Regions from separate parts of the Homo sapiens genome. Here regions 1 and 3 are each linked to region 2. Evidence: chromatin contacts called from ENCODE Hi-C data. All regions are on one chromosome and are shown on one strand. Each heading gives the region's core, a stretch centred on a gene start or an enhancer-like site at or near the end of the contact. The rest is flanking DNA. Distances are from core to core; before and after follow the strand shown. Region 1 holds the start of ADIRF (adipogenesis regulatory factor). Region 2 holds the start of KIF20B (kinesin family member 20B). Region 3 holds the start of FGFBP3-AS1 (FGFBP3 antisense RNA 1).

Region 1 (3,022 bases), core at 257-2,756, 2.7 Mb after region 2:
TCTGAGCTCCTTCTCTGTGGGGGAGGAGCTTCCCTTTCCATCTCCAGGGCTACTGAGAAAATGTTGGACAGAGGAAGGAAGGCAGGGCAGGGCCAGGCTGCAGCTAGCATCTGGACTGTTGGCTAATGCTGGTGATGGCGCAGAAGACCCTTGCCCCCTTTTACAGCTTCTCCCCTAGAAGCCTGGCCCAGATGCCTGAATTCCCACCTTTCATGCACTTAGCCCTGGGGCTTGCAGTTTTGCCAGGTCCTTACTGCCTCCTCCCTCCTGTGGCCTGCCCGGAGGGGCACACAAGCAAAGCCAGTGCCTCTGTGGACAGGCAGCTTAAGACATTAGGAGACAAATGAAGGAAGGAGGCAAAACTTCCAAGGCCGGACTATCTCCTCTGGACCAGAGTTTCGGCCTGCTGGGAATGGAGTCACCAGCCCCGGGGGGGCTGACAGGTGGCTCCCGCCTACAGAGCTGTAACTCATCCCTGCTGCTGAACAGGAAAGGGCCTGCCTTACCCAGATCCCATCCTCCGGAAAGGGTTAGTCAGGCAAGTGTGCTGAGAGGCCCCTGGGAACCTCGTCTCGATTAACCCATCAGAAAGCAGCCCATCCTTTGCACCCAGCTCTCAGATGGAAAAGTGAAGCCCAGAAGGAAGGGACCTGACACGGAGGCTTCCTTGGTAGCATTTCAGTCTCAAGGGAAGAACTGTGGGCCTCCCCTGGAGCACTGGTGAAGTAAGGGGTTGGTTTGGATATTGTCTCCTGACTGGGATATGGGCAGGACTGACAGGGAGCTGGAGTCCTAACGAAGCCTGGGCTAGGTGCAGGAAGAACCAACCCAGTGGTCTCCTGACATCTCCCACGCCCCCACCGCAGCTGGGTCACCTCCAGAATACGGAGGAGAGAGCTGGAGGTGGAGGAACTAAGGACCTTCTTTGCCAGGTGGGGACTTAAAGGTAAGGCGACGATTACTTTTCGGCGATGGGGGTGGGATGGAAACAAAGCCCTTTGAGGTCTGGGGCAGCCTCTGGTGGCGCGCGCGGGTTTAAGTGGTGGCGGGCCGCGCCCGATCCCTGTCCTGGACCTTCACCCTCTCCTGAGGGCCTGGGCGGGCCGCCCAGCGCCAGCATGGCCTCCTTGGAGGGGCTCCCGCAGTGCCCGCAGCGCAGCTCCGGCTCCTCCGGAGCCTCTGTTCCGCTGCCTCCCTGCGGGCACCATCTGTCTGCTCGCCGGGGTGGGCGTTCTGCCTGCCCCCTGCGTCTCAGTGGAGGACCGAGCCTTCCGAGCCAAGCTGCCGGTCCAGGAACTTGCGGACCGCGCCGACCCGCTGCTTCTGCCTGCGCATCCACGCAGGTGCCCCTGCCTGAGCCCTAGGTCGCGCGCTATCCTCACCGGCTTCCTGGGCGGTCCCCTCCACCTGTTGCTTCAGGTCCTGCAAGCCCTTGCTTGCCATGGCTTCGGGGTATCTGTGGAGTCGTCAAGAGCAGCTGGAGCGACGTTGGATCCTGCCCAGAGTGGCGATGCCAAGCGCCAGCTCCGGTTTTTAAGGCGCCCCAGGGCTGGCCTGCCCCGCGTAGGGGAGAGGGCGCGGGGCGGTTCCCGTCATACAGGCTCCGGGGAGTGGCCGGGCCCTGCTCCAGAGTCCGCAGGGCAGGGAGCACATCCTGGCCTAAGACGGGCCGCGGTGGGAAAGGGGCAGACCGAACCAGGGACCGAAGAGGTGCCAGGACAGGGGTCCAGAGAGGAGCTGGAGGCAGGAGAAGGGCGCACACCACCTCCCAGCTCATCAGCCCCAGCCCTCCCTTTCTGATCCTGGGCGTGAGCGCTGGGTCAGCTCCAGGGCAGGAGCTCAGGGCTGGTGTTGACCTTAATGACAGCAGTGGTCTTTTACTGAGCATTTGTCTTGTGCCAGGTGCTGCCTAACGCTCTGCAGTCTCTTGTATAATCTTTACAACCACCTCCTGAAGTGGGTATTTTTGTTGATAGCATCAGTGTATAGGAGGAAACTGAGGCAGTGAGGTCGGTCTCACCCAAACGCATGTGGCAGGGACTTGGATCCTCGAATCTGCCTAGGTGCCTGTAAACCCTAGGGCTCTGGCATCATCGGAGCCCCCAGCCCCAAACAGCTGCAGGGGCACTGCTGACTGGCTCTCTGCCTGTAGCCAGAGACCCAGTGGATGCAGCCGGAGAGGGCCTGGTAAATCTTTCCCCTGAGAGGGCGAGATACAGGTGTGTGCACTTGCAGACCATGCAACCCCAAGGGGGAGAGGGCAGTGTGCCTGTGCAGCCCAGGCAAGGAGATTGCCGTCTGTCACCGAAGCCTTAGGAAGTTGGGCAGGAAGCATGGCTCAGGGAGGGCAGGAATAAGCTTGGGCCTCTCAGGTCACCTTTCCTGAGATGGGGCAGGCAAGGCGCTAGAGAGTATGACTTGTGGCTGTTAGGAGGGGACTTAGGGACCTGGGCCTGAGTGGAGAAGATCATCCTTGGGTGCAGCAAAACAGCTTGCAAGATACATTCCCCTGGCACACAAGGGGTGTAGGTCAGGCCCCACCCAGCTGGGTATACTCCCACTCCAGAGTAGGCCTTCAGGACCTGGAGGCCAGTGCACACCCACCCTGCCTTTCTGGGTCTCTCTACCGCTTCCTGTCCGGGGCTGTTTCTTGCACCTCTGCTGGTGTCTCCCCTATTCTGGAGCGCTGGGAAGCCCCTGCCACACAGGCTTGGTCTGCTGGCACATACCCTGCTTCTAGTGCTGCGGGGTCAGCCCCTAGAGGGAGTTGTTTGGAAGTGCACCTGTACACACACACACACACACACACACACACACACACACACACACACACACACGGTATGGATTAATGGAGATGAGGTCAACCCTGGGCAAAGGGAAGAGGCAGGTGATGAGATTAGGTGGAGGAAGGGGGAGGGAGCAGGTCTCAGGCAAAACAAAGCGGCAGCAACAGTCCTCCCAGCCCCCCGCCCCTCCTCTCCCAGAGCGAGGCCTTGCCCTGGGAGCGGCCATATGGATGCCT
Region 2 (3,177 bases), core at 208-2,707:
AAAGCAGTTATAATAAAGTATTTGTTCATATGCTCATTTTTCAATGAACAAACTACTTCCTAGCATTTCTAAAAGTGTTCAGACTTACTGTAACTTCTTGCGATTTTAGATGACTTCTACTTATACGTGGCCTTCCCAACTAAACTGGAAACTTCTTGATGGCAAGAACCTTGCCTTATACCACTCTGTATCCCCTATAACAAATTCAGCGACTTATGCAGGGATAAAGACTACCTAATGACTTAAAATAATGGTTATAAAGAAAATACTATTCCAAAAAAAAAAAAAAAAGTCGGTCCTAGTCTGTAATATTATCTTTCGTGACAGCAGGCTCCAAGACCTCATTTTTCATTTCAAAAGGCTGCTCTGACTGGAAAACTGCATATTTACCCTCTCTCCAATAAGAATCCACAATTGGAGACTTTGGTGAAAAATAGCAGAATCTGTTGCTGAATGAGGTTTCTGAATGTGGTCTACAACACAAAGCCTCAAAAAAAGTCTTCACAACTAATCGATGAGTATTTTATGTTATTTTTACAATTTAAAATCTGGAGTCTTGGACATGTAAGATAAATACACTGTTACACTACCTAACCCATAAGGCGTGAACTTCTGTAAACTAGTAGTTTAGCAAGAAATATAAGAGAACTGTGCCAGACATGCATCACTGAACCAGCGAGCGAATCGAGATGGAGAAAGCCTTCTAAACTGGGGAATGACAGCAGTCACTGTGCCACAAACTCTTCAGCCTGGCACTGCAAAACCCTAGAAGGGCAAGCCCCAAGGACCAGTAGGAGTAGTCTGGAAATAAGTGCACAGAGGCTACCACAGGGCTCCCCCCGCAAAAAGGCCGTGTTACCTACCAGCCGAGCAAACTGCTCACCTCAGAGCTTCAGAAAACTAGGTGTGGCAAAACAGGCCTGTTCCTCAACAACAACAGAAGCAACAACAATAATAATATTAATAACTGCAAACATTTAGTACCTACTGTGTGCCAGCACTAATAACTTTACACATTACCATTTAATCTTCACAAAAGCCGAAAGAAATAGACACTTCATTGCAGCCTTTTAACTGATAAGAAAACTAAGGTACAGAGAGAGATTAAATGAATTGTCTTGCGTCACTCAGCTAATTAGCAGTGGAGGCGAGATTTAAACCGTAACCGAATTAGTATGACTCATTCCTCGCTGCGTACCCCGTGTTCGCATCGCTCCGCAACCCAGTTCCTGACAGTAACCTCCACTGGGGTATGAGCCCTGTCGGAACATGTCCACATTGCCAAAGCCGTTTCCCCACCTTAGGCCCCATACATGCGCAGTCACCCACCTCCTTCCCCACACATTCCCGCGGGTCACCTCCTCACCTGCAAACTTCGCCTGACTAGCCAGACCCGCGAGCAGCACTGCGATGTTACCGTTTTCAAATTCAAACAATGGCGGCCAGGGCACCGCACTGAACGCTGGGAGTAGGTGGGGCGTCCAGAGCTCCGCCAGGGAGCGTAGCCGGCTCGCGCTGCGGGCTTTCCAGTGGCTACCGGAAGAAGCTCTCCAATATGGGGGCGGGTCTTGAAACGCGGGCAGCCAATGGGCGGAAGCAGGCGTGGGCCGCCCTGGTGCTGACGGTCTGGTTTGCCTCCCAGCTCTGCTAGCCGGGCTTTAGTAGTGCGCTTTCTCGCGGCTGTCATAAGTACCACGCTGTTGACTGGGACACCGATCTCCAATTCTGTCCTTGAGGCAATAAAGATGTGGCGAAGGCCCGAGGTGAGGCCACTGCCACTGCACTTAGTCCTGCGACTCCCCTAAGGACGGGCCGAGGAATGGCGGGCTAGCCACTTCCCAGTCCTGTCCCTACGGGGCAGAAAAAGGCTCGGCATCCCGGGATCCGGAGGGTCACTTCCCTCGCTGCATCCCCATTGTGCAACTGCCAGTCTAAAAATTGATATAGGTAAGCTTATGAATGCTAAAACTAATGAATGCAAGATGCTAAAACAAACAATTAACTGAAAGGTTGTAGGGAAGAGGATGTTAGTATCTCAAAGAATCACCCTACAGATCATTTCTTATTATAAAGGGAAAATAGAATTTTACACTGAAGAGATTTATTAGACATACCTTAACCAAGTGAAGATACTTAGCATCGCTAATATCACCCGATAGTATTTGTGCTAGAAATGTTTGACATTAATCATGAGGAAACAATCAGAAAAAAACAATGTAGAATATTCTACAAGACAACAGGCCTAGGCTCTTCAAAAATGTCAGTGTCATGACAGGAAAAAGAAAAAAACGAAGTGGAAAATTACTTTAGTCGAGAGTCAAAAGAAACCAAATGAAATTTGTGAATCTTGGCTGGTTCATAGTTTTTAAAAAAAAAAAAAAACTTCGAAAGACATTTGTGGACAACTGGGGAAATTTAAATATGAACTACATATTAGATGATATTGAATCAGTTTTAAATTGATTGCATGTGAGAATTAATTTGTGATTAAGTGGAAGAATGCCTTTGTTTTTGGAAGGCGCTTGCTAAAGTAATTAGCAGCAAAGTGTCACAGTGTTTGCGGCTTACCTTCAAAAGATATGGCAAAAAAATAGAGAAAGCAAATGTGGCAAAATATTAGTAATTGGTGAATCTAGTTGAAGGGTATAATGGTGTACATCGTACCAGTCTTGCAACTTTCTAAAATAACAGATTTTATAAAATAAAAAGAGGAGGGGGGAAAAGGAATAGAATTCTGATCTTTACCATGGCCTCCCAGGTCCTGCACAATCAAGTGTCAGCCGACCTCACTCCCCACTAACTGTACAGTAAGTTGATCTGCTCTGGATACCTCAAACACCAACTTCTTTCCAGCATGTATGAACCTTTGCATGGGTTGTTCCCTGTACCTAAATTCTCTCTTCTCCATTCAACACGTGGCACTTCCCTTCATCATTTAGGTTACGTCTAAAATAGTACCTTCTTAAAGAAGACTTTCCTGGCTACTGTATCTCAAGTGAGCACTCTTTTTTTATTTGCAGGTTCAATTTCATTTTTATACTTTTTACAACTAGCAATTGTTGTTGTTCCCCCACCCTGTAAAATCTAAGTTCTGTGAGTAGAATAACTGTGTTTTGTTTGGTCGCTAATGTATCCTCAATGACTCTCTAACACAAGACAAGCAAATCAATATTTGTT
Region 3 (3,065 bases), core at 547-3,046, 2.2 Mb before region 2:
AACAATTATTAAGATTGAGAGTCTTAAGAAAGGCTATTGGAAATAATAGGTAAAAATGTAGAACTCAGAATATGAGAAATAGAATGTAAATGATATAATTGTGTAAAAAATGCCTAGTTTAGAATACTGAAGTTTGTTTTGTTTCATTTTATTTAACTTTTAAAACTTAGATCTTTTGTTTAATTTTTATTTTTTGGATGGTTAAGTACATGAAAGAAGAAAAACTTGGTTAATTTTGCCTGATTATTTTAAACATTGGAAGCAAAATACAAGATTTGTATTTCATACTACAGGACCGCTTCCATCATCCATCTGGAGAGACAGAGAGAGAGAGGGAGAGAGAGAGAGAAGCGCGGCGGTGATAAGTCTCCCAGTGTGAGAGAAATCGGGGAGGGGCGAAGAAGGGTAGGCCTCTTCTGTTCCATTGATACCACGTTCATTCACAGGGAGCCGGCTAAAACAGACTACTCCCCCGTGCAGTCGTTCCCTCTACCCTAATAAGGCTTTGGCGCCTCTCCCAGAACTCGGTAAGTTCAAAGTGTAGTAAAGTGCATGTTTCCAAGGAATCATCTGAAATGATTTTGTAGATAGTTTATTGCAGGTTGGAGAAGGGAGAAAATGAAGGAAGGGGTAGAGGGGGCAATTATCACGCATCGTTTTGCTATCGTATTTGCAAGGGGAAGAAAATCTCAATGCATACATGGTTCGAAAGTGATTATTTAGACAGTAAGCAGTTTCCCCAGGAAAGCTCCTCAGAGGGTCTCCTCGCAGGCTGCAGATTCTAGAAAGTCTGCGGAAGAGTAGTTCGCAGGTGCATGTGTCTGGGCGAAGCGCTGCGTGTGGCTCAGTTGGTGGCAGTCTCTGCCTCTGTCCGCAGGTCCTGGGGAATGCTCTTTGCCTGGTCCAGCCCCGACAAACGTGGTCTGAGAACAGCGGAGCGCGGAAACCGCGGAGCATGACTCCTCCGAAGCTGCGAGCGTCGCTGTCGCCGTCGCTGCTGCTGCTGCTGAGTGGTTGCCTCCTCGCGGCTGCTCGGAGGGAGAAAGGGGCGGCTAGCAACGTGGCGGAGCCGGTCCCCGGGCCCACTGGCGGCTCCTCGGGTCGCTTCCTCAGCCCCGAGCAGCACGCGTGCAGCTGGCAGCTCCTGCTGCCCGCCCCGGAGGCCGCAGCGGGCAGCGAGCTGGCGCTGCGCTGCCAGAGCCCGGACGGGGCGCGCCACCAGTGCGCCTACCGCGGGCATCCGGAGCGCTGCGCAGCCTACGCCGCTCGCCGCGCGCACTTCTGGAAGCAGGTGCTGGGAGGGCTGCGCAAGAAGCGGAGGCCCTGTCACGACCCCGCGCCGCTCCAGGCCCGCTTGTGCGCGGGCAAGAAGGGCCACGGCGCCGAGCTGCGGCTAGTGCCCCGCGCGTCCCCGCCCGCACGCCCCACCGTCGCGGGATTCGCGGGGGAGTCCAAGCCCCGGGCCCGGAACCGGGGGCGGACCCGGGAGCGTGCGTCCGGCCCAGCCGCTGGGACCCCGCCTCCCCAAAGCGCACCGCCCAAAGAAAACCCCTCAGAGAGGAAGACCAACGAGGGCAAGAGGAAGGCGGCCTTGGTCCCCAACGAGGAGCGACCCATGGGGACCGGGCCCGACCCCGACGGGCTGGACGGGAACGCGGAGCTCACGGAGACCTACTGCGCTGAGAAGTGGCACTCCCTCTGCAACTTCTTTGTCAATTTCTGGAACGGCTGAGACTGCCTGCCGGCTTAGGGAGGGTTGATGGGGGAGGCGTGGGGAAGGGAAAGCTAAGGGCGTCTTAGACCGGGGGGTACTGTGATAGAGATTGGGGAGAAGTCCAGGTTCTCGAATGGGGGTGGGGGCAAGGGTAAGGGTGAGATGCTTGGGATGAGAGTGTAAGGGGTATGGAGAATCTCTGGGATAGCAGAGAAGTTAAAAATTTTGAAAAGTCTCAGTCCTGATTAAGAGCAGGAAAAATAATGGAAACAGAAATAGGCGTACTTTAAATGTGCAAAAACTGGAGACTGGGGAGAGAAATCGATGCAGAGGGAGGCTGAGAATAAGGGGGAGATAGAGTGACTAAAGTGATGTGAGTCCCATGTGGGGAGGGGGATGCAATGTTTATTGTTTAACATTTCTATTAAATGCAGCCATGAGCAATTGCCAACCTGAGCCAGGTTGAATCAATGTCTTCTCACTTAATCAGCTAACAAGACTGCAGACTTTTTTTCCGTTTCTGAATTGGTATAAACTTGGATGCGGCGTGGTGGGTGTCATAGATAACCTCTATAGGGACAGAAGCCTCACAGGTCAAAACTGGCTCCAAGGAAAGTTTTGCAGAATGATTTCCTTTCCATTCTTTTAGAAGAGCTACCTTTTTTTTTTTTTTTCCCTGACAGGGTCTGGCTTGCCCAGGCTGGAGTGCGGTGGCTAGTCACAGGTGTAATAATAGGCACTGCAGTCTCCAACTCCTGGCCTCAAGGGATCCTCACATCTTAGCCTCCAGAATAGCTAGGAGTAGGAGTAGCTGGGACTACAAGCATGCACAGCTGCACTTGGCTTAGAAGTGCTACTTTATTTTTATTTTTGAGACAGGGTCTTGTGTCATCCAGACTGGAGCAGTGGTGCAATTATGGCTCACTGCGGCCTCGACATTCCAGTCTCAAGTGATCCTCTGCCTCAGCCTCCGGAGTAGCCAGGACTACAGGGGTGTGCCACTAGAAGTGCTACTTTTTAACGAAATGGTGACTAATGTTCTGGAACTTTCCCATTAACCTTCTGCATTTAGAAGGAATTATAGATGTTGAGTGCTCCAGTAAACAGTGATTCTCTTTATATCTGATTTTTTTTTTTAAACAGCTAAAATGTAAGTATGTATCTCAGAGTCATTTTGACCATTATGGAAGTTGTATCTCTCTGTTTCATGTAACTAATTATTAATATATTTCATTTTTAGTGTGATGTAATGAGAGACTGTGTGTGTATGTTAGGTGCTCAATAAAAACTGTATGGTTAGATTTAAAGAAGTGGCAAGGCAATGGAAATTCTACCTGCATTTGATCTACTT

The links. A loop is a pair of places that touch in the nucleus more often than their neighbours do. Pooled maps may share reads with other maps.
Region 1: a pooled map shows a loop between it and region 2 (5-fold over the local background). The contact joins the promoter of ADIRF here to the promoter of KIF20B in region 2. A Hi-C loop is called at or near these places in 4 of 50 pooled maps.
Region 3: a map of naive thymus-derived CD4-positive, alpha-beta T cell shows a loop between it and region 2 (16-fold over the local background). The contact joins the promoter of FGFBP3-AS1 here to the promoter of KIF20B in region 2. A Hi-C loop is called at or near these places in 1 of 168 maps with a recorded cell type or tissue (naive thymus-derived CD4-positive, alpha-beta T cell) and 7 of 50 pooled maps.

Annotation. Positions count from the first base shown.
Region 1 is chr10:86,966,966-86,969,987 of GRCh38, reverse strand. It overlaps ADIRF (adipogenesis regulatory factor), which reads right to left and starts at 1,506. Exons shown (of 3, transcript NM_006829.3): 1 at 1,383-1,506. The coding sequence starts at 1,443. It overlaps ADIRF-AS1 (ADIRF antisense RNA 1), which reads left to right. Exons shown (of 2, transcript NR_170185.1): 1 at 1-946. RefSeq lists enhancers at 1-560, 2,067-2,819, 2,800-2,979, 2,820-3,022 and a silencer at 402-696.
Region 2 is chr10:89,699,870-89,703,046 of GRCh38, reverse strand. KIF20B (kinesin family member 20B) reads right to left here and starts at 1,457. Exons shown (of 33, transcript NM_001284259.2): 1 at 1,367-1,457. RefSeq lists enhancers at 779-1,295, 1,296-1,811 and a silencer at 1,856-1,935.
Region 3 is chr10:91,906,860-91,909,924 of GRCh38, reverse strand. FGFBP3-AS1 (FGFBP3 antisense RNA 1) reads right to left here and starts at 1,796. Exons shown (of 2, transcript NR_199602.1): 1 at 1,676-1,796; 2 at 577-1,028. FGFBP3 (fibroblast growth factor binding protein 3) reads left to right here and starts at 439. Exons shown (of 2, transcript NM_152429.5): 1 at 439-527; 2 at 878-3,065. The coding sequence starts at 956. The coding sequence ends at 1,732. RefSeq lists an enhancer at 799-1,093 and a silencer at 997-1,566.